Regions from separate parts of the Mus musculus genome. Here region 2 is linked to region 1. A link is a loop called in an ENCODE intact Hi-C map of the cell type or tissue named here. Cell type or tissue: left cerebral cortex. All regions are shown on one strand. Links, peaks and the distances in the headings refer to the core of each region. The heading gives the core; the rest is flanking DNA. Region 1 holds the start of Sfmbt2 (Scm-like with four mbt domains 2). Region 2 holds the start of Gm31729 (a long non-coding RNA gene).

Region 1 (16,195 bases), core at 3,297-11,296:
CAAGGTAAAACTTACACAGTCATGGTAACAATAGGAGGGAAGTCCAGAAAGAAAGACATATGATCCAAAGAATAACTTCCCAGGATAGTCAGGTGAAGAAGAGCCTATAGATCTGTTCACTTGATTTTTCTTTTCTCTCTTTCTGTGGCCCCGGAGTTTATGCTTTGCCCAACTGTGTGGAACTGGTAGTGATAGTGTCAGAATATTACAGAAAGCAATTTGTGGCTATGGGGTAAAGCAGACCACTAGATAATCTTTGGAGTCATAAAAGACTTTTAGGAACATCCAACCCTAACCCGGTGTGTTTATTTTAACTACAGGGGGAAACGCAGTTAGAGAGAGAAGCCGCTGGACTCCCAGAGGTAACACAGATAAGTAATGATAAAGCAGGGACCAAGGTCTCTTGATTCCTAGTACTTTGGCCAAGAACTGTAATGTTGACAAAGGACTGAAAAAGGAGAGAGAGAGAGAGAGAGAGAAAGAGAGAGAGAGAGAGAGAGAGAGAGAGAGAGAGAGAGAGAGAGAGAGAGAGAGAGAGAGAGAAGAGGAGAGAATGTAGACTTGGTGAGTTAGAAGGCTAATAGAGTGTTCTCTTATGTGGTCTAAGAGGAAACAAGTTTTGGGGTAAAGGTCCTTGGAAAGAGAAGATTGCACACATTTGTCAAATATTGGTTTTGGCTGTTAGCTCTCCTGCTTGTATGTAAGCTTCCATGACCTGCATCTTTAAGAAATATTTAGATACAAAGAGTCTGTGGAAAGTGGATTCTTCCTTGCTTTTGAAGGAAATGAGCATGTAAAAAAAAATGACTACATGCGGCTCAACAAATACACAACACTTATTTATTACTTATAACGCAACAAGATTTAAACCACTACATGCCTCTAATATAAATATAAACACACAGTTTTTTTTTTTAACCTTGTAAGTTCTCATGACATGATTCTTAGGAATTTACAGAATATAAAGGAGAAACTTTTCCTCTGTGAACTTTTCTAATTTTTTTCTGTGACATTAGAGAAATGGAAGAGCATATACATATCTTACAGTTAACAAAACTAATTTAATTACTTTTTAACACAGTGGTGAAATGAATGGCTTAGCCAGAATTTAGGAATGCAAGAGCATATATAGTCAGTGCTATCAGAGACTTATTTGAAGGGAGATTTTTCAGAAAGTGTTAATTATTTTTTAGTGAATCACTTAGTACTATTAATCGTGAGACTGAACATGACTTCTCCTGAGTTGGAGTGCATTTTGTCTTTGGAAAGGCAGTCTCTGCTTTCTCTACTTCTTTATTTCTTGGCAGTGGTTACTGTTTTATTGATTTGGAGTGGGTCCCGCATTTGGAGTCACACATCCCTAAAGGGTCTGGTTGTGAAATGAAAGTGGAAATTAGACGGCATTGGAACGGGACGAAGGAGTACCTTTAACTTCGGAGGGAACCTGCTAGCCACTTTTCATTGCCTTTTGGGTGCCCTGGGATAAAAGTGGGAGGTGGGTTAAAAAGAAACAAAAAACAAAACAACAACAGCAGCAGGAGCAACGATCACAAAGAAAAGCCAAAGGACATAAGAAAAGCCATGTGCCAAGAGTGAATTAAAAGTAAAGGATATTGAACTTGGAGACCGTTTGCTGTAGACATCATTGGAGTAATTTGTGTAAACAGTGCGGCCACTACGTGCAGTGACAGCGCAATGTTTTTTATTTCTTAATCATGACAGGTAGATAGATAAATACACAAATGAATGAATGAATGAATGGGTGGGTGGAACTCCGCGCCATTTGCTATAGATCCTTGGGCAGAATTACATAATGTGGGTCTGAATATCAACCATATAGAGATTGCTTAATTACTTTGTCGAATCAGGTAAGATAATCAGGTGTGTGTTTAAAAATTTTGATGGAACAACGTTCAGTGGGCAATCGTAACTTTAAACCAGGAAATAGACCCGCAACCCTTACCGCGTTGGTAGGTTACAACTCAAGCCTCGTGGCTGGTGGACTGATAAAATTCTATTTCCTTCCAAAGGGGAGCTGCCCGGAAGTCCTGGTAGGGAAGCTGGGAGCTAGGTGGGCGGTCTAGGACGCACAAAGGAGTTCTGCTGCCTAAGGCGTCCAACGCAACCACAACCTGAGGCTTTGGAGAGTTGGGTTGGACAACCTAGTGTGAGTTGAGAGCTATTCCGGTCTAAGAGTGCTTTGCGCTTGGTTATTGGGGGGAGGAGGGAGGGAAGGGGGAAGGACAGGACCCTGACCACTCCCCTGGACGGAAGCGCAGGTTGGGTCTTGTGGGTCTAAGCCTCTAAAGGTGACTTTGAGCCTCTTTCCCACCTCTTTCTGAAGGATCAGCTGCGAGTTGAAGGAGTGAGAAGAGGTAAGTTGGGACTTTGAGACCTAAACCTGGACATACACTCTGGAATCCTCGGATTCTTCACCTGAGACCACCTTGGGTTAATAAAAGAAGCAGTTGCGGGTGTAGATGGGATGAATAATGTTCAGGGACGGGATTAATTTATTTTTGAGAAGTTTCTGCCGTCAGGAGTCTCCGACCTTAAGGATGATGAGCTCAAAAAATACATTGGTGTTCCTAAGAGTTGGACACCGGGAAGCTAGCTTCGGGAGTGGCAAACTCCGGCGGGTGATAAAAGTGTGAACCTCAGAGAATACTGATAAGCGAATGACTGGGGCCTTCAGGGTCTTAGATGGCTCTGTACTAAACGGAGGTGTATGGGCAAGGCGAGACGCTTTAGAGCTAAAGAATTCTCTAAAATGTGAAGGAAATATTCTCAGACTGGCAGGGCTCAGTCTTTTGTAACTTCCACCACGCTTTCCGAATCTCTGACTTTCGCCCACCATTCCCTCCCACCCCCCACCCCTGAGGCCCAATAATGGCGAGAGCCATTTCTGCGCTTCTCCCTTCTAGATTCTTCCAGATGACCTAAAGCCTCATAGTTGGTGATGTCTCCCGCGCAAAGTTAGCCTCTGGCCCCGTCACTCTATTGGCGGTTCCTAGCCCTCACCACTCCCTAGGGAACCACGTGTGGGAATTTCGCTGGGATGTTAGGATCAGGGAGGGTGACTAAAAATCTCAGTATGTAGTTGTTTTTTCGGAGAGTGGTGTAAGGGATAGGTGGGCAATAGAAGACTACGGAGTGGAAGATTTTTTTTTTTTTTTGAAGTCGGGGTTGTAAAGGCAAAGACCTTGAGCAATTGTGTCTTCTGTTTCCTAGTCGATAGAACCAGCTCTATATTCGCTCTACTGCTTCCCAGCTTCATAAACGGTGAGTTTTGTCTACCTGGGCATCTCCAGCTTTTCTGTATAGGGGACATTTCGTTTGTGTTCCGTACCACCATTGCGCCCAAGGCCCGGGAAGCTCATTAGCCCTTGCGCCACGCCCGTGAAAAAGTGCGGGTAGACCCCGCAGATCAGATTGGGCGGATCTTCCGCTCCATTCCTATAGATCATGAAGGACCTGGTTTTTCTTGATATGGGCCAGGGAAACCCCACCCTACGGGAACCTGTCCTGGCCAGGTGTCCCACCAGAAGCCCAGCGAGCTTCGTCACTCGCATTCCTGTAGATTGCAGCTGGTAGATCCCCGGCAGTCCAAACTTAACTCCCAGCATTTTTGGGTGTGGTACGGGCCCAAAGAAAACCTCTTCTTCTCTCCCCCAAGAACAGATTTTTTTTTTTTTGAGAGTCTTCATATAAAAGCACAATTAAAGTACAGGGTGGGGTAGACCAGACGGGACCTTCGATTTTGTTTTTAGGGTCCCCCATTCTCCTCACTTCAAAAACTCTTGGACGGGTAAAGCACGAGATTATGCTCTAGGTAGACCAGGGGATTGCAAACCTAGAAAACAAACAACAGCTGAGAAATTGGGGTGTGAGTCCAGTTGTCGGGGCAAATGGGTGTTCGGGTACGCTTGCGGTGTGAACTTTCTACGGATCACTTGTGGAGGGAGTTGAAGGAAAGGAGGGAAGGGAACCGCCCCAGGGGTCCTCGTGGCGAGGTCCGTGCTCACTGGGGGAGGTGTCTACCTATGCCTGGGCGGGGGGAGGGGGGAGAGGCGGGGGGAGGCGGGGGGGGGCGGTGGGCGGGGGGAGAGTGTCACCTTGTGGGCGGGAGAAGGAGTCTACCACGAAGAGCAGGCTAATTGGCTCGAGACATTTTGCGAGCATTGGAAAAAGGTCGTTGAAGGAGTTCGCTCTACAGAGAAAGAGAGAAATCTTAAAAAAGAGTGCCGGGCATGCGCATAGAGAGGATGCCATATTGGAATGAGGCTGTAGTGGGAGCTGGAGGACCCGAGCGGGCGCGCTAGGGAGGCGGCGGGTAGAGAGCGAGCGAGCAAGAGAGGGCGGGTGAGCCGGACCCGCGCCCACTCCGGTCGCCCCCGGGGGCCAGGTTCCACCATTCCTGGCAGGACAAACTTAATCAGGTAGGACGCCGCCCCAGACACGGTCCCCTCGTCCAACCCGGCCCGCGAGCAGATCTCTGGCCCGCAGGTTGAGTGTGCCGAAAGGCGTCTTTTTTTTTTTTTTTTTTTTTTTCCCAGTTTAGTTTTTTTTTTTTAAAGAAGGAAGCTCGAGCCAGTCTGGGTGGAGGGGGGAGGCGGGGGGTTGGGGAGGAAGGAGGAGAAAAACCGAAGCGCAGAGGCTGGAGAGGAAATGAGAAGCACTTGAGCGAAGCCTCTAACTCCTCTCTGCGCTCTGGGTTGTCATTTTTTCTCATTCCCCACCCCCTTCCCCCCGACTCCCGGCTCTGAAAAGCCAGGCCTTGCGGGAGTCTGTCCGGAGTTGCAAAGTGACCTCGTCCTCCTCCGGGTGCAGTCTGTTCCCTCCCCGCCGCCCACCTTCCTCGTTTATGCACTCGCTTTAGCGGCGCAGCCTCCTCTGCCACCTACCCCGGGTTCCCGCGTCTCCTCGGAGCCGGGGTCTCCCTCTTTTGGTGTGCATTGGGGGGGGGGGGGGGCTAGGAGGTTGTAGAGAGGAAAGTGATGGCGTGGAGAGAATTGGAAAGCAGCAAGGGTGGGGTAGGGGCTGTTCCCAAAAATCGCGCAGACGTTTGGAATCGCCGGATTGGAAACATTTGCCTTGTGCAGCGGAATTGAAATTGTCAATAGTAGTTTCGGAGCGAGCTCTAGCAAGGACGACCTTTTTGTTCATTTTTATCACCCTTTGAAGTAATATCCTGTCACTTGGGGCTTTCTTGTGTACACTCATCCTGCCCCTTTTCAGAATGTCTAACAGGATCGAGCTCTGGAGTTTATTTATTTATTTTTATGTGCGTGTGTCTTGGTGAAATCCTCTTTAAAAAAAAAAAGCAACGGCAGGAACTGCTGGATGTGTTGTTTTTTTTTTTTTTTTAAATTTTTACCTGGAGCGGCTGAACGGGATTAGGCTGGGAAAGGGAGAACATTTGAGGGGTGGGAAGCGATTGGTTTTCTGTGGCCGGACACAGGTCCCCAGCCCAGTCAATACTTGTGTTTTCTTGGAAGCGCTACAGCAGCGGGGAAGGAGTCTTTAGACACCGTGCCAGTTCCAATATGGCGGGCTAAGGTGGCTTTTAAAAACTGAAAATAAAGGTTTTGAGGTGGGAAAAAACCCAACTGAAGTGGCCACGCCTTAGTTTCTACTCTCTTTGGTTACTCCAGGAGCTGCTTTAGCGAATTAAATAGGAAAAAAGAGGTGGGGCGAGGTATTCCAGTTTTTTCCGTGGTTTATCTGTACGAAGTCCATTGCTAGAGGATCTAGGGTGGAGGGTTGCCTCGGGCCAGAACGAGGGTATCCAAGCGCAACTGCCTGGTGTGTGTGCTTGTGGGGTCGTGTACAAACTCTGCACGTGCAGTCGGTCGCTAGGGTGTGTTTAAAGAAGCCCCCTCCCCCACGCCAACGTGCGTACGAGTCTCGGAACCAGACTCTGCCACGATCTGACGTGACAAACTGCTGACACGAGGTGCATCATCCACGAGGGCAGAGGGAATGATTAATTTCCCTTTTCTAGGGGACGTGTTTTCTTTCTTCCTCAGCGTTGAATCCTGCGTGGAATGGGCGGAGCGAGTAGGTGCTTATTATTATTATTAAAGAGACTAACTGTCCAGGGTACTCGGTTCAATCGGGAGGGCTGCGTGCAGCCAATGGGATTTTGTGTGCTGGCGAGATTAGGTCTGAGGCACATTTAGTGATTGGCCCTTGTTTTGCTGCACTCTCCGCAAAGGTGAGTGGTAGGGGGCCTAGTGGGGGAAGTGCAGACCTCCCAGGAAAAGGCAAACAAGGTCAAGCCTTAGAGTTGCCAGGTCACTTTCGATTTTCCCGTTCTAAGCAAGGTGAGGGCTGGGGAGTGCATTTTAGGAAGGAATTGTCCCTTGCCCAGTTTGGCCACCCACTGGACTGCTGTGAGTGGCGCCCTCCATCGGAGCTAGGATGTAGTCTTGGAGCGCTAGGGAACAGTTTGCATCTAGGGTCTGGGTGCGTATGGGGAGGTCTTGAAGTGGAATTCAGACAGAAAAATTGGAGTCACTCTGGGGGTTCTTAGGAAAGCCAGCTAACCTGGACCTGGAAAAAAAGGCACTCAAAGCAAGATTGTAGTAGCCTAACTAGGGACAGGGTCCCCGACAGGGGTCGCCCGTGTCCACGACGCAGCAAAGGAGTAGGGTAGAGCCGCGGGTCCAGCAGAAAAGACCCTAGGAGAGTGGGCGTTAGTCACGCGCCAGTCGCTTGTGGTCTCTGGTGAGGGCTCCTCTGGGAGGAATTTACTCCGCCAGCGACTGTGAAAGCGCAAGGGGCGAGGTCGGGAAGGCATTTTTAAAAAAGGCACCGGCCAGGTCTGTAGTTACTGCGACAACGTGGTCACTCGGCAGTTTCAAGAAGCCAGAGGGTGATTCTATTGGGTCACTCAGACTCTGCAAAGTCCGGGGGTCCAGTCTGCTCACGGTGTCGGGTGGATGGAAGATAGGAATTACAGACCGCAGGGAGACCTGAGCGATTGCTGGCTGGCGGGACAGGATGCATTTCGTCTTCCCAAGCGGAGCGCGCGGCGCGTTCCCGGCACTCCCAGCCTGCGCGTAGGCACGTCCTCGGGGAACAGCCGTGGGTTCTGTTGAGGTGGGGACAAACACAAAATGGTTCTGTGTTTGTAAACTGCAATTTCAACCATGGTTCCCTCCCCTCTTCCTCCGCTGACGAAGGCACAGCTCATCTGAAGGCTTCGAAATCTACAATTTTGCATTGGGTCGGCCCATGGAAGCGAGGATCCAGTTAATTCCAAGGAATATTCCAGAGGATTGTCGCAGGGCCCAAGTGTTCCCCCTTTTATTTTTTATTTTTTCCATTGGGAGCGGTGGGAAGAGGAGGAGCTGAGTGCAAGCGACCATCGCTACACAGAGGGGATTTGGGGCACTTGGAGTGTAGTACCTTTGCGCATTAAATCAAAGGGAGATCTCAGAAGCCCTGTGAGGGCTCCTCCTTGATGTCAGTGCCGCATCCAGGAGTTCAGAGTCAACGCCAGGAAAGTCTGGTTTCGGGAGAGTGCCCAAACTCTTGAGTTTCTCTTGTGGAGTTTTAGGGATATTGAGGAGTTGGATGGATGAGGTAGGATTCCAGGAAGGAGCGGCTAGGGACATTCGTGCACCTTTGGCTCAGTTCCTGGACTTCTAGTTCACTCTGTTAGCTCCCTATTTTTCCCATGTGCCTGGCCACCGCGCGGTTTGGGACACCCAACCTGTAGATGCCAACGGGGAAGGGAAGCTCTTTCTTGGCCCTTGGTTAGGGAAGCTACTTTGGATCAGTGCCCACTGATCTTAGATTGTAAACCATGGTCAGTGCCTGCCACTCTCATCTCTCCATCCTGGTACCATAGTCAAAAGAGCTGGCCTGACTACCAAATGAATGGATTGAAGTTCTAGCAGGCATTGAGGGGGGAAAAGGGGGCTAGCTTCTTTTCTGGGGAGATGGTAGTTGAGCTGTTAGGTAGTGGGAAACAGGGAGAGAGGCTTTGGTGTTTTAAAGGAATTGTTGGCCAGGCTGTCTTTAAGACAAACATCTGTGACTTACTCCCAACTGAGTATTGAATTTGCATTCCTTGGGCCCCTTCAAGCCATTAAAAAGAATGCCCTTTAGATCTTTATAACTTAGCTTTCCTTTGAGAACCTACCAATTCACCTAACTTCAAGGGGCAGGAAAAATGTACACATTTCATAAGTCCTTTGTACAAGCTCCTTCTGCTGTGGGCAAGACTTATTCCTAGGCCAGTGTCAAGCACAGTGTGTAGGGATGGCAACTGGGCAGTCTGCATCTTAGAAAAACAGCAGCAACCAACTATTGCTCTGTAAATAGTAACCTAGACCTGTTTATGTGACAAATTTAGGGTGCTTAGACCATGAGCCCCACACAGTTTGGCTGAGAGATATTATAGACCATATTAAAAAACGATGGCCTTTTATAGGCATAAATAACTAGTTCCATGATTCTTGATACAAGAAAACAAAACCCCAGAGATTCCAAGACCCCTTTCTTTCTTTCTTTCTTTCTTTCTTTCTTTCTTTCTTTCTTTCTTTCTTTCTTTCTTTCTTTCTTTCTTTCTTTTTTTCTAATCAAAAGCTTTGCTGAGTATGTTCATCAAATTACTTTCCTGCCCACTCTAGCTGAGGTGACTTTTTGTTGTTTTTCTTCATAGCAATAATACCCCCAAAGAACTCTGGGAAGGAACAAGAAGTGTTAACATTGCTATGAGCTGAACCTAAATACATGCGATTCCATTTTTCTTAATATAATTAGGTTTTGAATGTAAATCCATGGGATTGGGGATTTAAGCTCAGTGATAGAGTGCTTGCCTAGCAAGCAAGCGCAAGGCCCTGGGTTTGGTCCTCAGCTCTGGAAAAAAAAAAAGACAAAACAACAACAACAACAACAAAACAACGACAACAACAAAAACCAAGGTAACTGAATGTAAATCCATACATCAAAACTCAGACCTTCTGGGGCTCACATTTAAGTCTACAACTTTGTGTGCAGATGTCGGAAGAGTTCTGCCTTCTTAAAAAATTTGTTTTGAACAAAGAAGGTCTACAGTTGGGTCTAAATACCCTCCAGTTTGGATAAAATTTTCTCTCTGTATTTCAGGATTTGGAACTTTTGTGTTTATGTAATACTCCAGGGCTCAAAAGGGCGTTCATCTTGTTACAAAGCAGAAGCTCATAAAGGACCAGAACGATACTGAAAATGTAACTCAGAATACAGTGTATGCCCCATCCCCAAATCTCACACCCATATTGCTTTAGTATTGACTCGGTATCTCTGATCTATAATTGCAAGAAAACTTAGGGGAAATTATATGTTCTGCCACAAACTGGAAGTGTATCCTGTGTATTCAGTTTGATAACTCAGGAATGTCTGCCTCTGTATATAAGGAAAATTGTTGATAGGAGGGGAGAAGAAAAAGTTGGGACGTGTGGCCTCTAGTTTCAGAGATTGATGGCTCTGTTGAGCTGTGTGACCTGGGATGAATATAGTTACTGAGTTTGAGCCTTCTTGTTAACAAAAGGGCATCAGACTGGAGACTGACTCAGTGATGACCAGGTTACCATGAGGGACCAGGAACAAAGAGACAAAGGCTGTGACCTGACACACTCTGTGCTAACATGCTCAAACTATGCTTGAGCCTCACGTCCCCAAAGTGTAGTAAAACACAACTGGCCTTAGGTCTGAGAGCAGCTGGTGAGTTGTAGGTCACTGGGCAGAGTGAGTGCTGTTTATTGTTGAGTGGTATGAGAGCCACATGAGGCCTTGCTTTGATTTCTGCTCAGAGAAGTAATGTTCAGACCGGGCTTTGTGAGGCTTCTTTGAATGCAGCTCATGAAGAAATTAATGCCTGGGTTGATTTGAGTGTACTCGTTGCTAGGTATAAAATGGACCTTCCCAGAAAGCACTGCATGCCCCTCTTCCAGACCTGGTGGAGGTATTAAGACTGCCTTGGCTAATGTCTGCATTGTATCTTGGTGACTAGGGCATACTGGTAGCCAGTGAGAAAGTATCCTCTATTTACTGGAAGACTCAAAACTTTCTATCTTCAGTCCTGGCCACTGGGCTGTAGATCCTTTATAAGATCAGGGCATTGCTTTTTAGATTATTTATTTATTTATTTATTTATTTATTTATTTATTTATTTATTCATTTAATGTATGTGAGTACACTGTGGCTGTCTTCAGACACACCAGAAGAGGGCATCAGATCCCATTACAGATGGTTGTGATCCACCATGTGGTTGCTGGGAATTGAACTCAGGACCTCCGGAAGAGCAGTTAGTACTCTTCACTGCTGAGCCATCTCTCCAGCCCTGTATGTTAGGTATTTAACTCAGTGATGAAAAGTCTGATTAATGCGGACCTCATATCTTCCTTAGTGCGTAACTATAATGTATAGTGATGTTATATCTCTTTTAACTCACTGCTCTCCCATAACTTATTGGCTGGACAGAGAGAGGACAGCATCTTTTCAGAAGAAAGTTGACCTGACAGTGTGCCTACCCCACACTCCCTGCTAAGCTCAAAGTTCTATCCTGAGCCTCTCTTTACAACACACAATATACTTTGTTTTGTTTTGTTTTTTTTCGAGACAGGGTTTCTCTGTGTAGCTCTGGCTGTCCTGGAACTCACTTGTAGACCAGGCTGGCCTTGAACTCAAAAATCTGCCTGCCTCTGCCTCTGCCTCCTGAGTGCTGGGATTAAAGGCGTGCGCCACCATGCCCGGCTAACAGACAATATATTAACCTTCCCATTTATACTGATTTTCACATAGCCAACACTTACTTCTTCCAGAGGTCCTGAATTCAATTCCCAGCAACCACATGGTGACTCATAACCATCTGTAATGGGATCCGATGCCCTCTACTGGTGTCTGAAGAGAGTGGCTGTATACTCACATACATAAAATAAATAATAATTCTTAGAAAAAAAACCCTGACCTACAGGGAGAAAGATATCTTTCAGTTCATTATTTCAAATCTTTGTATCTAAAGCCCTCGACTCTTGTTTTGGGGTTTGTGGTTGGACAAAACATCATGGTAGTGGGTGTATGGTGCTGAGTCTGAACACCTCATCATATATATGATACATGGTACCCAGAGGAAGGAGGCAAGACAAGAGACAGCTCCCAAGAATGTGACCCCAGCGATCTAATTCTCTTATTAAGCCTTGTCTGACCTGTTTCCAGAGCCTTTCCAAATAGCCCCACCAGTTGAGAATCAACCTTTGAATATATGAACCTCCCCCTCATATTGAATATATGAGCCTTCCCCTCATGAGGAGGGGGGTCGGTTCATGTACAAACCATGACAACACTAGTGGCTTTTCTTAAGTACTATGCAATTTTTACACACTGGTGAAAGAAAGAATACGTCGTGTTTTTCTGACTTTCTGGGAAAAAATAGTTTAAAATAGAATTTTTTGGTAGATCATTTGTAAAATAATTTGTAAATTGTTAGAACCCTTATAAGCCAGAGCAAATTTTGTGTTGTTAGTGTAGTGGAGGAGGGTGGCCTGGAGATTTCCAGTGGGAAGGGATGGGGCTTAAAGATCATAGGACGTTTATTTATTTTGTTTATCATTATTTTTTCACTCTTAAGCACACACACATGTGTGTGTGTGTTTGTGTGTGTATCCTTTATAAAGCCTATTCTTAAATCAGCTTTCTTCCCTCCCTTTCTCCCTCTCTCTCCTTCCTTCCTTCTGTCTTTTTCTCTTTCTGTTCTTCCTTCCGTCCTTCCTTTCTTCTTATCTGCTTTTGGCCCAACTTTTTCTTTAGTGTGCTGTATTAGTTCAACACACATCCAGTAATCTTATTGGGGGAGGGGAAATTAGGGGCTCTGGAAGATTCCCGTGAAACACCAGAAAGGCAGATTGTGATAGTGGTTATCAGCGTGCCTTCTGCATTGTTAAAATGATCATTGTTAAAATCTCCTTTTACTTAAGATAGGCTTGTTTTTATTCTGAGAGTTTTTTTCCCCCTACAGTTTTATTCCCTGAGAAAAAGAGATATCAGGCTGTGCCTTCTCAGACCCCTGGTAAGTGTAGTCATTTTACTTTCTTTTCCTCACATTTGATCAAAACTAATACATGCACTGAATCATGTTACTGGAGTCTGGAATTCCAAGTTCAAGTTCCAGCAGAGTCTCTTATTAAGCCTATTTGAAGTGAGCACCAGGTCCCTTTGACAGAGAGCATCCATCTCTGAGGAGCTGGAGATGAGTTTGTGAGTGTCATGGGTTAATATGGTTGTTCAAAAATGTTCTTAATGGAACAGCTGCATATTTAAATATCTGCTGTTTGCCAGCCATGGTTCTATTCTGTTGTAGTATTCCTTTTTTTTTTTTTTTTTTTTTGAGACAAGATCTCATTCTGTGGCATAGGCTGCTGGCCTTGAACTCTTGGGAGACTTGTTGCTTCAGCTTTCTTCATCCTGGAATTACAGTTGGGAGCCAGTACAGAAACTGCTTACAGTTCTTCATTGGAGAGAGGGAGGGAGAAGGAGAGGGAGAGAGGGAGAGAGAGAGAGAGAGAGAGAGAGAAAGAGAGAGAGAGAGAGAGAGAGAGAGAGAGAGAGAGAGAGAGAGAGAGAAGAGAGGAGAGGGAAGAGAAAAGGAGAGAGAGAGAGAGGAGAGAGGCAACTTTGGGAGTTGTCTCAGGCACTCTTCCCTTGGTTTTTAAGACAGCCTCTCTCATTGTCCTGGGACCTGGATTAACTAATCTGGCTAACCAAACAAACCCCAGGGATGCACTGTGTCTACCTCCTGAGTTCTGAGATGACTAGGGGGAGCTATCATGCTGGACTTCCTCATGTTTGCATTGCAGGCACTTTGCTGAAAGACATCCCCTGAGCCCTCCCTTCAAATATCGTAAGTAACTAAATGGAAAATTTATTGCGGAACTTAAAATGTCTGATTCTTTTCTTTTTTCTTTTTCATTCTGATGTCTGTCTCCAGAAACTAAGCTACATCTCAGGCAAATGAGAGGTTTTCTCCCTTATTTCGTAGAAGAGAAAATTGAGGCCTTCTTTTACTCTAGTGCATTCTTTTTCATTCCCTTTTTGCCCTATTTGAGAAGGCTTCCAGAACAGTCTGTTTTGCAGCTGACAGCCCAGTACTTGGAAGGGTTAAAATGTGGAGGATTTCATGTTGGTAAGTGGTATCACTATGTCTAGTGTATCAAGATGGTCTGAACTACCACCCATGGGCGGAACGTGGCCAAGTACAGCTATGAATGCGGCCTGACTCAAAACATTACCATGTATTTGCTCTCCTTGTGAGGATCAGCTTTTGGTATGATAGTGGATGACAGTATGTTCTTGTGTCATGAGGCAGGACAATCTGTCTTTGGTAAATTCCTATATGTTTTCTAAGTTCTTTCTTAAGTCAGTTAGGGTCTTTGTATTTACTCCGCATAAATTTTCAGTTTACTTAGTTAAGTTCCCATGCATTCAATGATATGATTTATTAAAACTGGATGTATATGCAAATTTGTGTCTTAAACACACAGAAGCACCCAGACTTGTGTAAATTCCCAGCCAGATGGTGGAGCTCTTCAGACTTGCTTTCTGATCAAGATTTTAAAGAGCTTGCTCCCAAGGCTGGTGTTGGTTGCAGTGTTCTGGCTGTCTGCTTGAATTGCTTTCGTGTATGTGTCTACATGGTCTGTGTGGGTTGTGAGTGGTATATGTATATTTTATTGTGTGGATATGTGAACGTGTGTCCATGTGTATGGAAATGCATGTGGCGGTCAGTGGTTTGACTTCATTCTCATTAATGATGGGATTTCTCACTGCCCCAGGAACACACTGGGTCAGCTCTTCTTGCTGGCCACCAAGCTCCGAGGACCTGCCTCTTCCCCTCCATAGTACTGAGACTATAGACCTGGCCTGTTATGTAGGTACAGGGGTACAGGGGATACGAACTCATGCCCTCTTATTTGCATGGCAGGCACTGTCTTGGCCCAGAAATGTTTCCTTATTGTAAGCTTGGCTGACGTCATCTGCCAGGAGCTGTTGCCGAGCATCTGTCTGGTTTGAAGTTCTCAATTTATAAGCATCAGCCAGCACATTGGACCCTGTCTATTAGACAGTACCTATGCAATCCAGAGCATTGAAAGCTCTTGTAAATGTCCCCACCTGCTGAATTCTTACGGCTGAGCAGTCATTGTCTAGTTAACGTTAATTAACTACTATGTAGTTGCATAATGTGTAATAGACATTTAATAGACTCACTTTATAACCATTGGGATGATTCTGTAATCTATTCTTTTGCATATTAGTAGAACATGAGAAATCTCATATTTGGAGTTTGTGCAATGTGTCAGAACCAAGGAAGCCATGTCTGTGCAAATTGTAAAACTTAAGTTTCTCCTTGTTGCCAGGCTTGCCGGTGCACAACTTTAACCCCAAAACTCAAGAGGCAGAGGCTGGTGGATATCTGAGTTTGGGCTAGTTTGGTCTACATAGTGAGACCCTGTCTCAAAAAAAAAGTTTTTAGGTTAATCAAGTGAGGGAGAGAAACATTCTACATTTTTGTGAGCAGGAGAAAACACAACTCTTGAAAGGGGATTGCCCTCTCCTCTCTTCTCCCTTCCCTACTCCTCCCCTCTTTTCTCCCTCCTCCTCCTCCTCCTCCTCTTCCTTCTTCTTCTCCTCCTCCTCCTCCTTCTTCTCTTCTTTCTTTCTTTCTTTCTTTCTTTCTTTCTTTCTTTCTTTCTTCCTTCCTTCCTTCCTTCCTTCCTTCCTTCCTTCCTTCCTTTCTCTCTCTCTTTCTCTCTCTCTTTCTGTCTCCTCTTCTATCTATCTATCTATCTATCTATCTATCTATCTATCTATCTATCTATCTATCTATCTCTTCTGCTTGATTCTATGTCCAAATTGCATCCTCTGTGGCTTGGATGCAGATTCCTGGCACAAGAAACCCTAATTTGGTACTCTGATGGCAAATCCTCTTGTATGCAGGTTAAATTTCCTAATCCAAAAATCTGAAATGCAAAATGCTGTGAAACTGAAAACCTTTGGAGAACTAAAGGGGCACTGCATGTGGAAAAGTCCACACCATGAAGTTCTGTTTCAGGTTCCTAGTGTTAGCAGCCTTGTAAAAAAGCTGGGAATAGAGGCACTACCAGAGATGCCAGCCAGCACTAGGACCCTGTGAGTTCCAGACCAGTCTTGGCTGAATACTCAACAGTTTTTAAAACAACAAAAATCCCCTGATATTGACTAACTTCAGGCTGCATGTATCAAGTGTTTATGTAAGAAACACGATAAATTTCATATCGAGACTTGGCTCTCTATCATCCTGTTATGTATTTGTATCCTCCAAACTCTGAGAAAAAAAAATCCAAAGTACAAGGCACTTTTGGTCCTAAGAACTTTAGAAAAGGGAATCTCAACTTATAGTGGTATTTAACTGAGTAGTTCATAGTCTTATCTTTCTTTTATAGTAAATAAATAACTTGTAACTAACTAGCTGATAAATGAATGATTTTTTTTTCTTTGTTTGTTTGTTTTTTTCGAGAGGGTTTCTCTGTGTAGCCCTGGCTGTCCTGAGGAGTTCACTCTGTAGACCAGGCTGGCTTTGAACTCAGAAATCCGCCTGCCTCTGCCTCCCAAGTGCTGGGATTAAAGGCGAGAACTACCACTGCCTGGCATGATTTTTTTTAAAGACAGAGTACAGCAGATCAGAATGTTGAAATTTGTTCATTCTCATAGGAGGCTGTACTAGTCACATTCCTGTTGCTGTGATAAAATTGCCTGACAAAAAAGCAACCTAGGGAGAGAAATGGGTTTTTATTTGTCTTTTAATCCAATGTTATACAGTCCACCATTTAAGGGAAGGAACTTTGAACAGCTAGTCACAGGACAGACACAGAAAAGAGCAGATGGAAATGAATCCTTGCTTGCTTGCATGTACGCAGCTCAAATTCTCCATGCATATACAGACACTTCAGGACTCCCTTGCCTATGGAATGGTGCTGCCCACAGTGTGTTGAATCTTCTTCCCACATCCATTAGTTTAATTAAGGTACTTTTGTATAGACAGGCCCATAGGCCAACCTCATGTAGACAACCCTTCACTGAGATTCTTTTCCAAGGTAATTGATTCCGAGTTGTGTCAAGTCCATGACAGAGGCTTACTTTTACATTTTAGGTTAATTATTTTTGTTTGTGG
Region 2 (16,195 bases), core at 3,809-11,808, 450 kb after region 1:
GTATAATGGTTTGTATATGCTTGGCCCAGGGAGTGGCACGATTAGAAGGCCCAGGTGTGGTAGCCCTGTTGGAGTAGGTTTGTCACTGTGGGCTTGGGCTTTAAGACCTTAATCCTAGCTGCCTAGAAGTAAGTATACTGCTAGCAGCCTTCAGATGAAGATGTAGAACTCTCAGCTCTGCCTGTACCATGCCTGCCTGGATGCTGCCTGGATGCCTTGATGATACTGGAATGAACCTCTGAACCTGTAAGCCAGCCACCAATAAATGTTGTCCTTATAAGAGTTGCCTTGGTCATAGTGTCTGTTCATAGCAATAAAACCCCAAGACAAAATGTATGTGTATTTGTAAATGTAGGTATATTGTATATATCTGTTATGCATACAACACATATACTATGAACTATTTTAAATTACATATGGGTTACATTTTGATTTGACAAATAGTGGGTTTCCATACAACTATAGAAGAGAATAATAGAACTTTCTATATATCTGTCTAGAAAAGTCTCCAAGCTATAGTGTTACTTTTATAAGCAAAAGTTCTTATTTAAGAAGGAGAAAACAAGGACAAATACCTCCTACTATTTGCCAGCATTCCTTCCGTGGAAGGACACACCTAGAAGCGATCCTGGTAACTTGCAGGTAGGTAGCGGGCACTTGAGAGAATTCTTTAATTGTATTCCTTTTAATACATTAAAACATTTGAGCCAGCAGAGTCGCCCGACACCCGCAAGGGCCCACACAGGATTCCCCACGGGATCCTAAGACCTCTGGTGAGTGGAACACAACTTCTGCCAGGAGGCAGGTTCGAACACCAGATATCTGGGTACCTTCCCTGCAAGAAGAGAGCTTGCCTGCAGAGAATACTCTGCCCACTGAAACTAAGGAGAGAGCTAGCCTCCCAGGTCTGCTTATAGAGGCTAACAGAGTCACCTGAGGAACAAGCTCTAACCAGAGAAAACTATAACAGCTAGCTTCAGAGAGTACCAGATGGCGAAAGGCAAACGTAAGAATCCTACTAACAGAAACCAAGACCACTCACCATCATCAGAACGCAGCACTCTTACCCCACCAAGTCCTGGGCACCCCAATACAACCGAAAATCTAGACCCAGATTTAAAAACATTTCTCATGATGATGGTAGAGGACATCAAGAAGGACTTTCATAACTCACTTAAAGAAATACAGGAGAACACTGCTAAAGAGTTACAGGCCCTTAAAGAAAAGCAGGAAAACACAACCAAACAGGTAGAAGTCCTTAAAGAAAAACAGGAAAACATATCCAAACAGGTGATGGAAATGAACAAAACCATACTAGAACTAAAAAGGGAAGTAGACACAATAAAGAAAACCCAAAGCGAGGCAACGCTGGAGATAGAAACCCTAGGAAAGAGATCTGGAACCATAGATGCGAGCATCAGCAACAGAATACAAGAAATGGAAGAGAGAATCTCAGGTGCTGAAGATTCCATAGAGAACATCGGCACACAATCAAAGGAAATACAAAATGCAAAAGGATCCTAACTCAAAACATCCAGGAAATCCAGGACACAATGAGAAGACCAAACCTAAGGATAATAGGAGTTGATGAGAATGAAGATTTTCAACTTAAAGGGCCAGCAAATATCTTCAACAAAATAATAGAAGAAAACTTCCCAAACATAAAGAAAGAGATGCCCATAATCATACAAGAAGCCTACAGAACTCCAAATAGACTGGACCAGAAAAGAAATTCCTCCCGACACATAATAATCAGAACAACAAATGCACTGAATAAAGATAGAATATTAAAAGCAGTAAGGGAGAAAGGTCAAGTAACATATAAAGACAGGCCTATCAGAATTACACCAGACTTTTCACCAGAGACTATGAAAGCCAGAAGAGCCTGGACAGATGTTATACAGACACTAAGAGAACACAAATGCCAGCCCAGGCTACTATACCCGGCCAAACTCTCAATTACCATAGATGGAGAAAACAAAGTATTCCACGACAAAACCAAATTCACACATTATCTTTCCACGAATCCAGCCCTTCAAAGGATAATAACAGAAAAGAAGCAATACAAGGACGGACAAGCAATCACGCCCTAGAACAAGGAAGAAAGTAATCCCTCAACAATCCAAAAAGAAGACAGCCACAAGAACAGAATGCCAACTCTAACAACAAAAATAAAAGGAAGCAACAATTACTTTTCCTTAATATCTCTTAACATCAATGGACTCAATTCCCCAATAAAAAGATATAGACTAACAGACTGGCTACACAAACAGGACCCAACATTCTGCTGCTTACAGGAAACCCATCTCAAGGAAAAAGACAGGCACTACCTCAGAGTGAAAGGCTGGAAAACAATTTTCCAAGCAAATGGTCTGAAGAAACAAGCTGGAGTATCCATTCTGATATTGAATAAAATCGACTTCCAACCCAAAGTTATCAAAAAAGATGAGGAGGGACACTTCATACTCATCAAAGGTAAAATCCTCCAAGAGGAACTCTCAATTCTGAATATCTATGCTCTAAATGCAAGGGCAGCCACATTCATTAAAGACACTTTAGTAAAGCTCAAAGCACACATTGCACCTCACACAATAATAGTGGGAGACTTCAACACACCACTTTCATCAATGGACAGATGATGGAAACAGAAACTAAACAGGGACACAGTGAAACTAACAGAAGTTATGAAACAAATGGACCTGACAGATATCTACAGAACATTTTATCCTAAAACAAAAGGATATACCTTCTTCTCAGCACCTCACGGGACCTTCTCCAAAATTGATCATATAATTGGTCACAAAACAGGCCTCAACAGATACAAAAACATTGAAATTGTCCCATGCATCCTATCAGACCATCATGGACTAAGGCTGATCTTCAACAACAACATAAATAATGGAAAGCCAACATTCACATGGAAACTGAACAACACTCTTCTCAATGATACCTTGGTCAAGGAAAGAATAAAGAAAGGAATTAAAGACTTTTTAGAGTTTAATGAAAATGAAGCCACAACGTACCCAAACCTATGGGACACAATGAAAGCATTTCTAAGAGGGAAACTCATAGCTCTGAGTGCCTCCAAGAAGAAACGGGAGAGAGCACATACTAGCAGCTTGACAACACATCTAAAAGCTCTAGAAAAAAAAGGAAGCAAATTCACCCAAGAGGAGTAGACAGCAGGAAATAATCAAACTCAGGGGTGAAATCAACCAAGTGGAAACAAGAAGAACTATTCAAAGAATTAACAAAAAGAGGAGTTGGTTCTTTGAGAAAATCAACAAGATAGATAAACCCTTAGCTAGACTCACTAGAGGGCACAGAGACAAAATCCTAATTAACAAAATCAGAACTGAAAAGGGAGACATAACAACAGATCCTGAAGAAATCCAAAACACCATCAGATCCTTCTACAAAAGGCTATACTCAACAAAACTGGAAAACCTGGACGAAATGGACAAATTTCTGGACAGATACCAGGTACCAAAGTTGAATCAGGATCAAGTTGACCTTCTAAACAGTCCTATATCCCCTAAAGAAATAGAAGCAGTTATTAATAGTCTCCCAGCCAAAAAAGGCCCAGGACCAGACGAGTTTAGTGCAGAGTTCTACCAGACCTTCAAAGAAGATCTAATTCCAGTTCTGCACAAACTATTTCACAAAATAGAAGTAGAAGGTACTCTACCCAACTCATTTTATGAAGCCACTATTACTCTGATACCTAAACCACAGAAAGATCCAACAAAGATAGAGAACTTCAGACCAATTTCTCTTATGAATATCAATGCAAAAATCCTCAATAAAATTCTTGCTAACCGAATCCAAGAACACATTAAAGCAATCATCCATCCTGACCAAGTAGGTTTTATTCCAGGGATGCAGGGATGGTTTAATATACGAAAATCCATCAATGTAATCCATTATATAAACAAACTCAAAGACAAAAACCACATGATCATCTCATTAGATGCAGAAAAAGCATTTGACAAGATCCAACACCCATTCATGATAAAAGTTTTGGAAAGATCAGGAATTCAAGGCCCATACCTAAACATGATAAAAGCAATCTACAGCAAACCAGTAGCCAACATCAAAGTAAAGGAGAGAAGCTGGAAGCAATCCCACTAAAATCAGGGACTAGACAAGGCTGCCAAGTTTCTCGCTACCTTTTCAACATAGTACTTGAATTATTAGCCAGAGCAATTCGACATCAAAAGGAGATCAAGGGGATACAAATTGGAAAAGAGGAAGTCAAAATATCACTTTTTGCAGATGATATGATAGTATATATAAGTGACCCTAAAAATTCCACCAGAGAACTCCTAAACCTGATAAACAGCTTCGGTGAAGTAGCTGGATATAAAATAAACTCAAACAAGTCAATGGCCTTTCTCTACACAAAGAATAAACAGCCTGAGAAAGAAATTAGGGAAACAACACCCTTCTCAATAGTCACAAATAATATAAAATATCTCGACGTGATTCTAACTAAGGAAGTGAAAGATCTGTATGATAAAAACGTCAAGTCTCTGAAGAAAGAAATTAAAGAAGATCTCAGAAGATGGAAAGATCTCCCATGCTCATGGATTGGCAGGATCAACATTGTAAAAATGGCTATCTTGCCAAAAGCAATCTACAGATTCAATGCAATCCCCATCAAAATTCCAACTCAATTCTTCAACGAATTAGAAGGAGCAATCTGCAACTTCATCTGTAATAACAAAAAACCTAGCATAGCAAAAACTCTTCTCAAGGATAAAAGAACCTCTGGTGGAATCACCATGCCTGACCTAAAGCTTTACTGCAGAGCAATTGTGATAAAAACTGCATGGTACTGGTATACTGACAGACAAGTAGACCAATGGAATAGAATTGAAGACCCAGAAATGAACTTGCACACCTATGGTCACTTGATCTTCGACAAGGGAGCTAAAACCATCCAGTGGAAGAAAGACAGCATTTTCAACAATTGGTGCTGGCACAACTGGTTGTTATCATGTAGAAGAATGCGAATTGATCCATTCTTATCTCCTTGTACTAAGGTCAAATCTAAGTGGATCAAGGAGCTTCACATAAAACCAGAGACACTGAAACTTATAGAGGAGAAACTGGGGAAAACCCTTGAAGATATGGGCACAGGGGAAAGATTCCTGAATAGAACAGCAATGGCTTGTGCTGTAAGATCGAGAATTGACAAATGGGACCTAATGAAACTCCAAAGTTTCTGCAAGGCAATAGACACCGTCAATAAGACAAAAAGACCACCAACAGATTGGGAAAGGATCTTTACCTATCCTAAATCAGATAGGGGACTAATATCCAACATATATAAAGAACTCAAGAAGGTGGACTTCAGAAAATCAAATAACCCCATTAAAAAATGGGGCTCAGAACTGAACAAAGAATTCTCACCTGAGGAATGGCAGAGAAGCACCTGAAAAAATGTTCAACAGGGAATGTTCAATCAGGGAAATGCAAATCGAAACAACCCTGAGATTCCACCTCACACCAGTCAGAATGGCTAAGATCAAAAATTCAGGTGACAGCAGATGCTGGCGAGGATGTGGAGAAAGAGGAACACTCCTCCATTGTTGGTGGGATTGCAGGCTTGTACAACCACTCTGGAAATCAGTCTGGCGGTTCCTCAGAAAATTGGACATAGTACTACCGGAGAATCCAGCAATACCTCTCCTGGGCATATATCCAGAAGATGCCCCAACTGGTAAGAAGGACACATGCTCCACTACGTTCATAGCAGCCTTATTTATAATAGCCAGAGCTGGAAAGAACCCAAATGACCCTCAACAGAGGAATGGATACAGAAAATGTGGTACATCTACACAATGCAGTACTACTCAGCTATTAAAAAGAATGAATTTATGAAATTCCTAGCCAAATGGATGGACCTGGAGGGCATCATCCTGAGTGAGGTAACACATTCAGAAAGGAACTCACACAATATGTACTCACTGATAAGTGGATATTAGCCCAAAACCTAGGATACCCAAGATATAAGATACAATTTCCTAAACACATGAAACTCAAGAAAAATGAAGACTGAAGTGTGGACACTATGCCCCTCCTTAGAAGTGGGAACAAAACATCCATGGAAGGAGTTACAGAGATAAAGTTTGGAGTTGAGACGAAAGGATGGACCATGTAGAGACTGCCATATTCAGGGATCCACCCTATAATCAGCTTCCAAATGCTGACACCATTGCATACACTAGCAAGATTTTATCGAAAGGACCCAGATGTAGCTGTCTCTTGTGAGACTATGCCGGGGCCTAGCAAACACAGAAGTGGATGCTCAAAGTCAGCTAATGGATGGATCACAGGGCTCCCAATGGAGGAGCTAGAGAAAGTACCCAAGGAGCTAAAGGGATCTGCAACCCTATAGGTGGAACAACATTATGAACTAACCAGTACCCCGGAGCTCTTGACTCTAGCTGCATATGTATCAAAAGATGGCCTAGTCGGCCATCACTGGAAAGAGAGGCCCATTGGACTTGCAAACTTTATATGCTCCAGTACAGGGGAACGCCAGGGCCAAAAAAAATGGGAATGAGTTGGTAGAGAAGTGTTGGGGGGGAGAGTATGGGGGACTTTTTGGATAGCATTGGAAATGTAATTGAGGAAAATATGTAACATAAATAAATAAATAAATAAATAAACAAACAAACATTTGAAACCATGTGTGTGTGTTTCATACTCTCTCGAACAGTGTACTCATAGAAACCTGGATATCAACCTCTGGCTTTTATTATACACACTCACGGGGACACTCAAGCACACATGCATACACATGAACACATACACACCTATAAAAGACATACAAGAACGGGTGCTACGGATGCTAAGGGCTTTGTCTTTCCACATTTAATGTTGCCTTCTTTAAAAAATAATAAATAAATAAATAAATAAATAAATAAATAAATAAATAAATGTATGTTCAGAGGAAGTATCCACACAAAATACTTAGAGGACAGTACCCATGGCTGAGATGGCTCAGTGATTAAGAGCACTGACTGCTCTTCCAGGTCCTGAGTTCAATTCCCAGCAACCACATGGTGGCTCACAATCATCTGTAATGGGATCCACTGCTCTCTTCTGGTGTGTCTGAAGACAGTGACAGTGTACTCATAGAAATAAGGTAAATAAATCTTTAAAAATAAAAATAAATAAATAAATAAATAAACGTTTAGAGGAAATATCCACACAAAATACTTAGAGAACGGTATCCAGGGCTTTGTCTCTGTATTGATTTGGTGCTTGCCTAAGAGGGTGACAGGGTGAAGCCACTAAGAAGCACTAATGTATGTGTATGTGTGTGAGTGTGTATATGTGTGTGTCTGTGTATCTTGTGTGTGTGCATGTGTTCCTAAAGTCTGGCTGTCAGAAAACACTTCATGCTATTTTTTCTGGATAGTCCACGTCATTAGAATACTTAAACTATCATCTTGGGCGGTTGCTGGCTATTTCGCCAGACTAGATCTAGGTTTCTGAAGTGTGTTGAGTCCCTGCAGCCTGTAGAGATATTTAGGGAGAAGGCAACATTAAATGAGGAAAGACAAAACCCTTAGCTTCAGTAGCACCCATTCTTGTATGTCTTTTATAGGTGTGTATGTGTTCATGTGTGTGCATGTGTGCTTGAGTGTCCCGGGGAGTGTGTATAAATGGAAGCCAGAGGTTGATATCCAGTGTCTTTCTTAGTCATAGATAATTTTTGAGACAAGGTTCCTCCTTTAACCTGGAGCTCACCAGGCTAGACTGCCTGGCCAGCTCTGAGGGTTTTTCTGCCCACTCCCTGGTTCTGGATTACAGACTTAGGCCACAGCACTAGGCTTCTAAAGTGAATGTAGGGCTTACAAGCTCAGGCGGGTTGCAAACAAGCCATGGTTGCTGAGACCCCTTCCCAGTCCTGGGGTTATCTGCTTTTATTGTGAAAGTGCACATTCTGAAGTGCCGTTTCTGAACCTGCAGCTGCAGTAGCCTGTGCAACACAATGCTCCTATCAGGGGAAGCCATCGGTGTTCGAGCAAAGACGTTCGTTCTCATTCTCTACACATCAATTACCTCTGATTAAAGTTCAGGGAAAGATGCGTCTACTTGGGTATCTGTATTTAACTGATTGCAGCCGTAGCGGAATGCCTCATTCTGTCCTTATGTTTGAAGCTGAACTGATGAGAGGCGACATGTGTAAAATCGTAAAGATTGCAACCTGTGTTTGAATGGGTATGAATCAGAAAGTAAAGAGGGTAGGAATTTCTCCGTGAGTGTTAGTTTTCTTTAAACTATATATTTAAAGGGCGCCAGAAAGCATCACGTTTTTCGTTTGGAGAAGAAGAGTCCTGGGCTGCACCCCAAGCCTCAAGCGCTTGAGGAAGTGTGTGGAAGGTTGTGCTACCTCTGCGATTGTTTCAGAAGGTTGCTGCCACCTATCGGCGCCTGTGAGTATCTGCACTCGTGCTTGTTTGGAGGAAAAGAAAACCCAAACAGAATCGGAGGGAATTAGGTGCCAAGAAAGGTGAGTTTACGAAATGAAAGCCGATAATCGGGGGGGGCACAGCGAAGGAGATCGGTCCTCTAAGCCAAGAGGTACAGCTCTTTCCCCTGCCCTAAAGGTGAAATAAGATAATCTTTCACAGACCTGATCTCGGGGAAAGGAGACAGCCAAAACAAAAGCAACCCCACCCACCAGTGGCTCACAACTGCTCCTCACACACTGCAGTAAGCGCCTGACGGCTTAGCCCCTGTTTACACTCACTACAATAATTGCAACACGACGCATAATGTTCAAATTAGTTCTGAAAAAGTATTTGTTCCACTTGTTTATATCCTCTAAATCCTTGAATCTTTGGACTCTGCTACGTGGAGGGAACTTGGCCAAGGGATCTTTTTAAGAAATACATCTTATAAGAGCCTTTCGGAAACATCCCCAACAAGACATCATCAAGGCTGTGTGTGAGGGCTGACTCTCTTCAGGAATCAACCAACTAGACCGTGGGAGCCCAGGTATGTGGTGAAACACTGCTGGGTTGTTTCCAGATGAGTCTAATGTTTAACTCAATAGACCAGGGACAGAGATAGTTTCCTTTACTGCGAGCTTTTCTTAATGGAAGGCAGACTCCTTTGCCAACAGCGGCTCTCAAACTAGAACACAGGTTTTCCTTGCCTTTGATTTCTAGTGGAACGCCAGCTCTTTCTTGACCTCAAGTCTCAAGCTGGCAGCGGGCTGAAGGTAAAGTATCCGCACAGGGTCTCCTGAAGGCCAGCTCGCCTGCTGTTTTGGAGTAGTTTCAACCTCCATGATCATGTGAGTCAGCTCCTCATAGTAAGCGCCCATGTCCTGTTCTCTTGCAGTTCTGGAGAACCTGATTAACTCACTGGAGTAAAGCATTTCCAAGATGATGTATTCAGAGTCCACATCCCCAAAGAAGTCTCAGGCCAAGCAATTAGCAAACAGAGAAACTGAGAGCCAGACCCAGGGCCTTTTGGCTTTTTCTGCCTTCTCTGTGTTCACCCCCATTTGTTCACAGGAAGCAATCGCTGAACACAGCTGACACTTTGAGGTTCTTGAATGCTTTGCAGTAACCTCAGTGATAAAATCTACACCCAACATCTCTGTCCCTCACAACGTGGTAGGTAGCCTTGTCATCTGCAGCATCACATTCTCCTGGTTACTGTCCCGCATCATCAACTGCCCCGGCTTCGGTGGTCTATGTTTTACTTGTGTCTGTGCCTACAAAGCTCTTGCCTAGATCTCTTCGCCTTCCACATTTTGTCTCTTCCGTGCTGCCTGTATGTTGACTTCCACGCTCATATTTTTAATACCAAAATCATCCCAACGCTCCAGATTTGTATAACTGGGCTGTCCCCAGATACCGAGTGAGTAATTTAAACTGAACACTGTTGCACACACAATGCAGTGCCTGAGTGTCTCCTTGCAAGTCCAGTCTAGTTCCTATTGGATGCTTGTACGCTCATCCCCACCGTAGCATAAGCTATTTTTTTTTCTTCATTCCTGCTTTTCCCCAAGCATCAAAAACTAGACTTCTCTGTAAGCCTGGGACAACTCGGCTTCAATGCTTCGTCCTGAGGGAATTGCTGGCCTGTCACTACTGGTCACTAGGCTTGAATTCTTGCATTTGGTACTGTTCAATGGTACTGAAGATCACCCTCGGCATCGCACATGCTAAATAAGTGCACATAGATTCCGGTCCTTTACTGACTAAGCTCCTCCCAGCTCTGCTATCTGTCTTCTTGCCCTGGTTGTTTCCTTCATAGCCCTTTTCGCTGGCTGAAATAGTTTGTTTTTACTTATTTGTGACCTCATCCCACCCTCGATTAGAACATAAACTCATCTTGTTTTCAACTGTTTAATGAAAAGTAATAGATGCTGGATCCAGATATATTGCATAAATAGCAGATGAATCCATTTCTCAAAAGATGTCTGGAAACGTTTAAACACTGTTTTTTTTTTCCAGTGTTCCCAGCAGAAGACAGCAAAAGAAACAGCGTCTTGTATGGTGTCTCTGGTCGACTTTGCCCTCACTTTGCCATTCTTAGGTATCTGAGTTTTCAAGGAGTAGCCCGTCTGTCCTACGCCCTGTTGTTACCACCTATTTGGCTTAATGTATGTCCAATGGTTGAAGGAAGAAATCTACCTTTAAATGCTGCAAATTAGCCCTTCCCATGAAACCAGGGCAACATCACATAATAACATCCATGAAATAACATCTCACTCTAACGGCCAATAAATACCAAATCTAATCACATGACTAGTTTGATTTGTCGGAGATCGAAGCTGCTTATTTTTTAATGAACTTGAATATACACGAACTCCTCTGCCTGACATCACTACCTAGTAAAAGCTTCCGTTCATCTCACTTTGGTTCCTCCGAAAACCTGAACACAGGCACCATGATACACAGAGCTCAAATGATATACTTCTGTGAATCTAAGAGTTCTAAGATTAAATCTGGGATCCCAATTGGTTAGATGATGTAGGATCATGGACAAATCTCTTAAAGTTCTAGAACCTAGGTAAAATACCCCTAGGACTTTTTTTCTGACTTTCATCCAGGCTATTTCAAAGGACCCCATGAAATAATGCAAAGTAAACGTTCCCTTTCAAGCGCATGGGAACATGAAAGCTTGAAGTAGAAGTTAAGCGCCTGGTGTGTTGTGGGTGCCAGCAGTACTTCACGGTGGGCATTTGTGCAGCTCTGCTCTGTGGGATTTCTTAGAATATAGTTATCTCCACTACATGAAATATGTATAAATTTGAGACAAGAAGGAAGTCATTGGCGCCTCATTTTAATATCTGAAGCAGTTACAGGAACAAAGCTTTGCATATGGGAGCTGGGAAGCTCTTCAGGGTGAGTTCACCCCATGCCTCATCTTCAAGGTTAATATGCTGTGTCTCCATGTGCTCCAAAGACAGTCTCCAGCTTGACGTTTGTGTATCCAGGTCCAATGGCTTCTCGGCCATCCCATAATGCCCCATTTACGAATGATTCATTATAGATTAAAGAAAAATAACAATAGCACACATTTGGCCTTACATCTCTTTGGTTTTCTAATGGTATTTCACTACATCTTGGATCTTCCTACATCCATTGACAATCAAGGCAACACCTAGAGTCATTCTCAACACACTCACCTGATCTAGATTTCCTGGTATGATCCTCTTCCCAAGTACTTCTAGGTTGTGTCAAGTTGACAGTTAAACTACCCAATATAGGTGCCTCTCTTAGGCACTTCATCCATGTCAGAGTTTCTCACTTCACCTGAGCTCACTGATTACACTAGGTTTGCTGGCTAACAAGCCCCTAGCATGCACATGTCTTTGTTTCTATGGGATTAGCACTACATTTGTGAGTCACCATGCCAGGCTTTGGAATGTGGGCTATGGAGAATTGACCTAGGTACTCTGATGATGGAGCAGTCTCCCCAGTTCAAGAATAGGGTCTTCATTCAATCCATTGCACTATATATGTGTGTATGTGTGAGTGTGTATGATCTTGAGAAACATATATATGATCATACACATATGATGCAATTAAATATGTATGTATGGTATCATACACATACATATATATAGTATAATGGAATGTATACACACACACACACAAATGGTTTAGTATGCAAAGTCCTGTGTGATATGTTCGTATGATGCAATGGCTAATCTTGGTTGTAAACTTGAATTAAGATGTGGACATAACTAGGAGAGACATCTCTGTGTGTCTGTAAGGACATTTCCAGAAAGGACAAATTGTAGGGGAAAGGTCCTCCTGCTTCAGACAGGGAAGTACTTTCCCGGCAGGTGACGCAGATATAGGGAGGTCTGAGAAAAAAGTGTTCTCTGCATTCTTGTTCCTGCTTCTTCCCAGTGAGTGAGTCAATTCGTCACCCTTAACTGGCTGCTGGTGTGGCTGCTGCCATTCTCTGCTGGCAAAGTCCCCTGTCTTCTGCCTTCCTATGTGACCTGAATACCAGTTCCTTAGCAGGAAATTTTCTACATTTTCAGCATGAGATTGAGACGTTAAGCTGCTGAGGTATCCCGCTTTTTGGTTTAGTATCTAAAATGTTCTCAGTCCTTGCAGCATACAAAGGATTGGAATACTCAGTGGATGGTGGTATAAGCCAATCTAATAAACTCCCAACTCTGAAAATGTGAACTTCTTATTCTATTGTTTTTGTTCCTCTAGAAAGCGTTACCATTACCTAATCCAGATGGTGTCTACCCCAAGCTCTGCAGATAGGAGCTCAGAGCCCATGCTCCCTCCCTTGGGTCTCAGGGCCTTCACTCCACCTCCCTGACAGACTCTTACAGCCTCAGCTATGTCATCCTTGTCCTGCAAACAAGACACCAGGAAGTCATGCCTTCTGATATCCAATTTTACACAAGGCTATCCATCGGTTGATTGCTGAAGTCTCTTATACCATGATTTTCATTTCTCCCAGCTTAGACTATCACAAGGAGCTTTATCAGTAAGCAGACCCTGCCTCTCAAAATATTGGACAGAAGGCTCAGAATGTGGTTAATATAGGCCAAAAGGACTGAGTTGAAAGATCTGTTATGAGCACTGGGCATAAAAAATTAAACTCACATGGAAGTTTCGGTTACATGGGAACAGAGAAATCCCAGATAGAAATAATTATGTTGTCTATGATTTATTGAGTAATCATTATGTCGAATCCCATGTGTGATGTATTTTTATGTACTATTTCACTTTATAAAGCGCCAATAAAAAATCTGTTCTATCTATCTATCTATCTATCTATCTATCTATCTCCTTCTACCATTTATTTATGTGTGTATATATATATATATATACATATATATATATATATATATATATATATATATATATATATATATATATATATGTAGTCTATTGCTACCATATATGTTTGAGTGTATGTATACAGGTATGTATGTATTATGTATGTATGTATCTATCTATAATCTATTTCTTAATTATATATATATATCATCCACTTATCATCACTATATTATCTATATATCTATATTATTTATTAATGTATCCGTGTAAGTATGCTGCCTATAATCTGCCTATTTACATTTGTCTATCTGTGTATCTATCTGCATTTATATAGATCAATATTGCCAGCTGGGGATCCAGCTTCATGGTAGAAGCACTTTCCTAGCAAGCATAAGGCCTTGGGTTCAACCCCCTGCACTGCGAAACGAAATGAAAGGTGAAAATTACTATTATCATCCAACAAGGGTTAGAGACATTTTCAACTTGTTCAAAGTCATGCAGTTGATCTGGAGATCCAGGCAGTGCGATCTCATGTCTCCCTACCATGGTAGAACTATGCTTTCCCACCATCCCCAGCTCTTTAAAGTTGCCTGTTATCCCTGCTTTACTCTGCCCATGGTCTTTCCTAGTCTTCCAAGCAAATATGTACTCTGCCCCCCCCCATTCAAAAACACTGTTTTGAATTCCCAAAGAACACGAGTTCTGAATCTACTGGGGCACAGTGACTACTCACACATTGGTCTTATCCCCATTGAGCTGCACAGCCCTTGCTTGAATCAGCGTGGTGGTGTGCCCACTGCAGGTGCTCAATTAGTGTCTGTGGAAACTCCAAGAATTAGAAGGGCTCTGACGTTTAAAGCAGGAGAAAGTGCATCTTCTTAGATTCAGCAAATCTCCACGGGATGCCGGTTATGAGCCAGCAGGGACAGTGTTAGCTCAGTCACAAGCAGAATGCAGTCTTTAATTACAGGGAAGGCAAGTCTATCCTCAATGAGCTCTAATGAAGAGTGCTATCAGGGCCATCAAAAGGAGGGATCAGAGTACTGCTGCTCTTCACCGATCAAGTGCACCTGAGGATGATATTGGAGCTTGAAGAGGTTTTCCAGGATAGGTGACCTGTAGGCAAGCCTTGAAAATGTAATTTGTGTTCTACAGATTAGGCTATAATGCAATAAGATCATTGAGCAAAAATAATGAAAGTGTAGAAAAAAAAAGGTGCAAGCTGTGTTTGAAAATTATTGGCAAACCTATGTGTATGTGTGTGTGTGTGTGTGTGTGTGTGTGTGTATAGTACATGCCTGTATGTGTAAGGGTTGAGAGAAAAATATCACATGATGAGAATGGATAAGCAGTGAAAAGAGACCAACTGTGAAAGATAGCAGTACCTACTGGAGAGTTTGAATTCTGTATGATAAGCAAAAGGGACTCTGGAATGACTTGCAAACATATAAGGAAAATGATCAGGTTAGTGTGTTCAAAGGGTAATTGTGGGTCTATGATGAAACACAGAAGGAAATGAATAGTTTTATCCACCTATCAATTACCCTTACCTATACCCATACACATTTATGTCAGCATCTACATTTATCATCTATCATCCGCCCTTCATATCTCTAACTATCTATGTTTTTCTGTCTTCTACTATCTATTTATCATTTGTCCATGTCTGTCTGTCTGTCAATCTATCTGTCTTTCTGCCAACCTTTCTGTCTATAATCTATCTACTCCAGTGGTTTTCAACTGGGAACAATTTTGTCCTCAAAGGAGATTTGACAATCTCTAGAGGCAAAATGTTGAGTTGCCACAACTTTGGTAGAGGAAGGACTGCATTCCTTGCATCTAGTAGGTAGAAGCCAATGATACTGTTAAATTCCCTACCACACACAGAACAGCCCTCAGCATCAAAGAATCATCCATCCCCAGTAGTGTGAGGAAAGAAAACCTCTTGTCTACTTACATATAGAAACTGTCTTTGTGTTAACCCCAAGTAGAACTAAAGCAAGCAAACTTTTCAACTTGATACCAGCTACCTTCCTTCAACCTACACCTCAGTTTCTTTCAAAATCCTCAAATCTGAAGTAGCTCACTTGTGGTTCTTTCTCTGCTTAGAAGAAGCAGAGAAAAGCGTGGAATTTGTCTCTTTTGGCATTAGTGCTTGTTTTAGTCAGGGTTTCTATTCCTGCACAAACATCATGACCAAGAAGCAAGTTGGGGAGGAAAGGGTTTATTCAGCTTACACTTCCATACTGCTGTTCATCACCAAGGAAGTCAGGACTGGAACTCAAGCAGGTCAGGAAGCAGGAGCAGATGCAGAGGCCATGGAGGGATGTTCCTTACTGGCTTGCCTCACATGGCTTGCTCAGCCTGCTCTCTTATAGAACCAAGACTACCAGCCCAGAGATGGTCCCACCCACAAGGGGCCTTTCCCCCTTGATCACTAATTGAGGAAATGCCTTACAGCTGGATCTCATGGAGGCATTTCCTCAACTGAAGCTCCTTTTTCTGTGATAACTCCAGCTGTGTCAAGTTGACACAAAACTAGCCAGTACAGTGCTCTTCCTAAGGACATTAAATCTAGGGAGCTGGATATGTAAGTGAAAAAGTTTCAAGATGTGAAAAGCAACAGCCACTTTCAGAGAGTCCTCACTATTTCCCTGTGCGCCCACATTCTGATGCTATGTTTGCAGTGAAGGAAGCTAAAGCAAAGCATAGAGTTTGGAGAATAATCTCTCAGCTGGTGTCCATATAATACATGACAGAGCTGACCTAACCTAAAGCAGGTTGAGAAGCCAAGTATGAATGTCAGCCACCATGACATGTTTGTCTTGAGTATTCTACTCTTTTGTTATCATGTTTCCATTGGTGTTGATGTAATGAGTCTAATTTTATTTTACCTAAGG

The links. Peaks named below come from ENCODE experiments on the same cell type or tissue, not always from the same donor. Only the 100,000 strongest peaks of a DNase experiment are listed, where the experiment ranks them.
Region 2: it touches region 1 in a loop (6-fold over the local background); 11 of 42 quality-filtered maps call a loop at or near these places.

What each region holds. Positions count from the first base shown.
Region 1 is chr2:10,368,178-10,384,372 of GRCm38, forward strand. Sfmbt2 (Scm-like with four mbt domains 2) reads left to right here and starts at 2,274. Exons shown (of 23, transcript NM_001198808.1): 1 at 2,274-2,375; 2 at 12,008-12,058. In left cerebral cortex, for the core only: CTCF peaks have their summits at 4,304, 6,581 and 10,887 (motif pointing left); DNase peaks (open chromatin) are centred at 3,486, 4,279, 4,759, 5,124 and 4 more places; H3K4me3 peaks cover 3,260 bases.
Region 2 is chr2:10,817,293-10,833,487 of GRCm38, forward strand. Gm31729 (a long non-coding RNA gene) reads left to right here and starts at 8,453. Exons shown (of 5, transcript XR_865970.1): 1 at 8,453-8,530; 2 at 8,652-9,018; 3 at 9,192-9,244; 4 at 9,367-9,644; 5 at 10,491-11,030. In left cerebral cortex, for the core only: a CTCF peak has its summit at 8,446; a DNase peak (open chromatin) is centred at 8,421; H3K4me3 peaks cover 408 bases.